2 separate regions of the Homo sapiens genome follow, and region 1 is linked to region 2. Evidence: read pairs that join two places in POLR2A ChIA-PET (ENCODE). Cell type or tissue: Panc1. All regions are shown on one strand. Each heading gives the region's core, and the rest is flanking DNA. Links, peaks and the distances in the headings are about the cores only.

What was found. Peaks named below come from ENCODE experiments on the same cell type or tissue, not always from the same donor. Only the 100,000 strongest peaks of a DNase experiment are listed, where the experiment ranks them.
Region 1: POLR2A ChIA-PET joins it to region 2 with 7 read pairs; 5 of 35 experiments call an interaction of 5 or more read pairs at or near these places.

The regions. Positions count from the first base shown.
Region 1 is chr1:211,807,382-211,810,301 of GRCh38, forward strand. The region is part of intron 2 of LPGAT1 (lysophosphatidylglycerol acyltransferase 1); the gene reads right to left. Among named protein-coding and RNA genes, the nearest start is that of LPGAT1, 22 kb to the right of the region's middle. In Panc1, for the core only: no CTCF peak of the experiment used is centred there; no DNase peak of the experiment used is centred there.
Region 2 is chr1:212,028,925-212,031,844 of GRCh38, forward strand. The region is part of intron 1 of INTS7 (integrator complex subunit 7); the gene reads right to left. Among named protein-coding and RNA genes, the nearest start is that of INTS7, 5.2 kb to the right of the region's middle. RefSeq lists an enhancer at 1,877-1,926. In Panc1, for the core only: no CTCF peak of the experiment used is centred there; a DNase peak (open chromatin) is centred at 1,786; H3K4me3 peaks cover 897 bases; H3K27ac peaks cover 1,490 bases.

The DNA.
Region 1 (2,920 bases), core at 139-2,638, 220 kb before region 2:
ATTAAAAATTTTTGCACATAAGTGAATTTTAAAATGTATATAGAAAAGTCAGCAAACTAGACTAGCCAAAATAACTTTGAAAAAAAAATAAAGTTGGAAGAATCGCACTACCCAGTTTTAAAACTTACCATAAAACTACAATAATTAAGATGGTGTGGCATTGGTGAAGGGACAGACACATAAATCAACAGAACAGAAAAGAGGATCCTGAAATAGACTACGTAAGTATGGTCAAATGATCTTTGACAAAGATGTAAAGTCACCTGAATGGAAAAAGAATAGTCTTTTCAACAAATAATGTTGCAAAAAAAATGTGAACCTTGACCCAAACCTCATACCTGATAGAATGATTAATTCAAAATGGATCACAGAGATGTATGTAAAATGCAGAACTATAAAACTCCTAGAAGAAAACACAGGAGAAAATCTCCATAACCTGAGTTTGGGCAAAGTACTCTTAGACATGACATGAAAAACACAAGCCATAAAAGAAAATAACATCAATGAACTGGGGAGTCTCTCTCAACCTATTCTGGCTTGGGGGCTGCCCAATTTTTTTAAAAAAATCAATAAATTAGACTTTATCAAAATGTAAACATTTTAATGAGGAAAAGACACTGTTAAGAGAATAAAATGAGAGAAAATAATATGCAATCACATATCCAACAAAGGGTTTATATCCCAAGTATATAGAAAACTCACGCCTGTAATCCCAGCACTTTGGGAGGCCAAGGCAGGCAGATCACTTGAGGTCGGGAGTTCGAGACCAGCCTGACCAACATGGAGAAACCCCGTCTCTACTAAAAATACAAAATTAGCCGGGTGTGGTGGCACATGCCTGTAATCCCAGCTACTCAGGAGGCTGAGGCAGGAGAATCACTTGAACCCGGGCAGGGTTGTGGAAATTGCAGTGAGCTGAGATCACGCCATTGCACTCCAGTCTGCGCAACAAGGGCGAAACTCCGTCTCAAAAAAAAAAAAAAAACCTCTCAAAACTCAGCATTAAGAGAACAAACTACCCAATTAAAAAAATTAAGAAAAGACTTGGACACTTCACCAAAGAGAACACAGATGGCAAATAACTATATGAAAAGATGTTCAACATCATTAGCCACTAGGGAAATGAAAATTAAAAACATGACAAGCTACCTTTATACATTTACTAAAATGAGTACAATTTTAAAATATTGGCAATACCAAGAGCTAGTGAGGGTAGAGAACAACTGGAACATTGCTGATGGAATGTAAGATGGTATAGCCACTGCAGAAAAGAGTTTGGCAGTTTCTCATGAAGTTAAACATACATTTACAACGTGACTCAGAAAACCCACTTCTGGATATTTACCCTGGAGCAGAACTCAGCAAACTTTTTCTGTAATGGGCCAAACAGTAAATATCTTTTTTCCTCCAGATCAAAGTAATAATGGGAGGCATTACTAAATGGACTGCACTCTTTTTGTTTCGTGTTTATTTTCTTCCATTTACTATCTAACAACCTCTCCCCCAAAGTAGCCTGGTTCAAATTAATTGTGTTGGCCAGGCACGGTGGCTCACGCCTGTAATCCCAGCACTTTGGGAGGCTGAGGTGGGCGGATCACGAGGTCAGGAGATCGAGACCATCCTGGCTAACACAGTGAAACCCCGTCTCAACTAAAAATACAAAAAAAAAAAAAATTAGCTGGGTGTGGTGGCAGGCGCCTATAGTCCCAACTACTCGGAAGGCTGAGGCAGGAGAATGGCGTCAACCTGGGAGGTGCAGCTTGCAGTGAGCCAAGACCACACCACTGCACTCCAGCCTGGGCGACAGTGCGAGACTCCAAAAAAAAAAAATTAATTGTGTTAAACCACTGAGAGCTGAGGTAGCTAAGACTTCACATCTTAAGTTTCTTTCTATAGTATGTCCCAATAACAGCACTTCCACCTGTACAAAATCCCCAACTTGCTCAAAGGTTTCTTGTCTCACCCTTTTAAATAACTCCTTTCATTTATGTATAAGTTGAGCAACAACACTGAATTCAGAGATTCAAATGTAAATCAAAGGTCTTTTAATTTTATAACATTGGGAAAACTTTAACTAAGTAATGGAATTTAGCAGTATCGGCCTTAGATTCCTGATATGGTTTGGCTGTGTCCCTGCCCAAATCTCATCTTGAATTATAGCTCCCATAATTCCCATGTGTCGTGGGAGGGACCTGGTGGGAGGTAATTGAATCATGAGGGGCGTGTCTTTCCCATGCTGTTCTCATGATAGTGAATAAGTCTCACGAGATCCAATGGTTTTATAAAGAGGAGTTCCCTTACACAAGCTCTCTCTTGCCTGCCGCCATGTAAGACATGACTTTGCTCCTCATTCACTTTCCACCATGATTGTGAGACCTCCCCAGCCATGTGGAACTGTGAGTCATTCAAACCTCTTTCCTTTATAAATTACCCAGTTTTGGGTATGTCTTTATTAGCAGTGTTAAGAACAGACTAATACAATTCCTAAAATGAGTAAATGGAAAAAAGGAAATTCTAACATCTCCTAAAGGTAAAGGATTACACCAAATTGCCAGGAATACGTGTACAACATGAATACCTCTCTGTTTTGCTAACAGAGCTCTAAAAAGCTTTAGAACTGAACTATTATATATAGTAAGGGTTTTGATCTTAAAGAAATGTAGAGCCGGAAAGGAATTTTGAGATATTTTAAGTCAAGCAGAAGAAACGTAACTCTATGGTTCCTCCCTGCCTGAATGAATTAGTTGAAAAGAAAAACACAGATGGTAAATATAATTAATTTACACCACCTCCTGTTCACTATCCCCCAAAGCACTAATTGATATGTTCATTCATTCAACTGGTTTTATTTTCTTCAGAGAGACACAGGGTTCTACCACTGCAGAAGACATAAAAGTATACTAGAATTCTATCATGAAGT
Region 2 (2,920 bases), core at 253-2,752:
AATGTAGCTCCAAAGGCTATAGTGCTAACCACTATGCTAAAATGCATCTCTAGCAAGCAACTAGAAAGAAAGAGATTAAGATTCAAGAATGAGACATTTAAATTAGTGATTAAATGGTGGAATTCTGAGGTGATGAATTCTAGGGAATTAGGGGAATACCATAAATTATGGTAAACTTGGGGTTTGGGATACACATTAATCAAGTTTTCAAAACAGCACAAATCTCCAAGTAGCATCTATCAGCAGTTCTTAGCTGCAAGCAACAGAAGCTAACTCTGGCTTATGAGGCAGAAAATGAGTTTATTAAAAGCTTAAGAAACAATTTTAAGGCTAAATTTCTAGGAACACCTAATACCACACTACCCAACCAACTGGATGGAAGAACCCTGTCTTTGATAGGAAACACCAGATGCAACAATTAGCTCTGCTGTCATCTAGGAATATCGTAGCCATTGTTGTTGCTGCTGTAAGCTAGAAATACTGCTGCTGCCATGGCAGAACTGTGAGTGGACACTTCAACTCTTCCTTCTTGCATCTCTAACTTCTAAATCAGACAGTGTGAAGGAGGTGTGTCTGACTGGCAGAGCCTAAGTCAGATCCTGCACTCTTGCAAGGGAAACTAGGAAATAAGTTTTTGCTTCTACCTTAGTAAGACAAGGTTCATGATATGGGACATTCCTTAAGCATAAAAAGAGTGTTCAAAATATATTAAGCAACCATCAACATAACTAACATCCACTACAAAGAACACCACAAATAAAGCATTACCAAACAAACACAATTTAGGACAATTTGTGACATACATTTGCTTTAGCTAAGAGATGAGGATGATTCAAAATTGAACCATAACACGAACATATCTTAAAATCTATACATTAATAAAAGGTGTGTGGGGGGACATGGGTAGAAACATGAACACAAACATACAACCCACAGCTTAAAAAATTGATGGCAAAGCCCATTTTTATATTTAAAAAGCAGAAATAGAAACAAGTAAAATGACAGTGAAAACTAATGATGCATTAATAAGGCAGCATCCATCCCCCAAATTTCAGAAAATGTCTGTAAACGTACATGGCAAGATGTATGCAACATCATCCAGTATGCACATGAGAATACTAATCTAGAATTCTAAACAAATTTGAGTTTATGGATACCAACTTCTAGGAATATTTAATAACCCACTTTGCAAATTCCAAGACAGTAAATCTTAGTTATATATAAGAATGAGTCTGTGGGTTTCAGTAAAAACTTGAATTTTTGGATTAGTTCATAGCCCATCAAGGAATTACCAACCAGGCTGCTGGTTTTTATGTTGCATTAAGTTGCCCAGAGTCTCACCTTAGCTTCAATTCTACATGATTTTTTGTTTTTTTTTTTTGAGATGGAGTTTCATTCTTGTCGCCCAGGCTGGAGTGCAATGGCATGATCTCAGCTCACTGCAACCTCTGCCTCCTGGGTTCAAGTGACTCTCCTGTCTCAGCCTCCTGAGCAGCTGGGATTACAGGTGCCTGCTACCACCCCCGGCTAATTTTTGTATTTTTAGTACAGATGGGATTTCACCATCTTGGGCAGGCTGGTCTCGAACTCCTGACCTCAGGTGATCCGCCCGCCTCGGCCTCCCAAAGTGCTGGGATGACAGGTGTGAGTCACTGCGCCCGGCCTAATTCTATATGATTTTATAGGTCCGCTTCTCAACACTCTCAGACTAAGTGTGGTCTGGCAGCAGAGATTCTCAGGAGAAAGAATTTGACTCAGTGTGGGTCACATGCCTACTTCTGAATCAATCAGTTATGGTATGGAATTAGTCACCTGGAACAAATCTGGCTGCTGAGGCCTTTCTCTTGAGGAGGGCCTATGAAGATACTTCCCCAAAGGCCTCATATTTGTTTACTGAAACACCAACAACATCTGAGCCATATCGATAATGTAAAAGCAATCTGTGGTCTTTCTTGACAAACTTTCTTGATGGTCTGAGAATTCAGGTATTTTGGAATACAGGTGAGGTGACACCGTCTAAGGGGGAAATTAGAGTGCAGAGACAGTTGTCCTGATTCACATCATTTCTCTATTTCATAACTAAATTTTTCATTAAGCACACCATCAAGGTTTTTCACACAGCATTACATTCACCAGCACCTCTAGTAACAAATCTATCCTCTATATTTCCTCCCTTCCCATTGCATCAGCTGCAAGAAAGGGAATGAGTCACTGCTCTCTTCCCCATTGCTTTCATCTCATCCTTTCCAAGGTCAACATTGCAGAAGGCAGATAGGCTGAATAATATCATTTAAGAGACTCCTCTTTTCCCAGGGGGAAGGAGATCTTGCATAAGTTTTCCCAAATCATCAGGATAACCTTCCATCAGCTGATCTAAAAATGTTTAGACTAAGAAATTATATTAGTGAAAAAGTTACACTAATTTTTGTGAGATGCATCCTTTATATTGCCAATTATGTATAGTAATGATCATATCATGAAATGTGTCAGATAAACATAAGCTGTAATGTATTTGATTATGACACTTAACTCTGCTTGTGTATGCTCAGTCTTACAGAAGCTCAAGCAGCATGGCCATCAGCCTACAACTTTCAATGCCTTCCCATTGCACTCTGCACAAAATCCAACTTCTTGTCCTGACTAACGGCACCACATTTGATCTAGCATTGTCCATCTCCTTACATTTGTATGCAATCTCCTTAAAGATGTCTTGTTTGCCAACATAGCCCCTAGTCTGAGTATAGAGCCTGAGACAATGCAGGTGGTCAGTAAATATCTGTTGAGTAAATGAATGGCTATCACATGAAGGATGATTTTCCTGTTACTAACTACATCCTAAAGTAATGGAATTGAGTCAGCTTCAAAATAGTATTCACTTATTCCTATAGAGATCAGAAACAATCAGCTTACTGCCAATGCT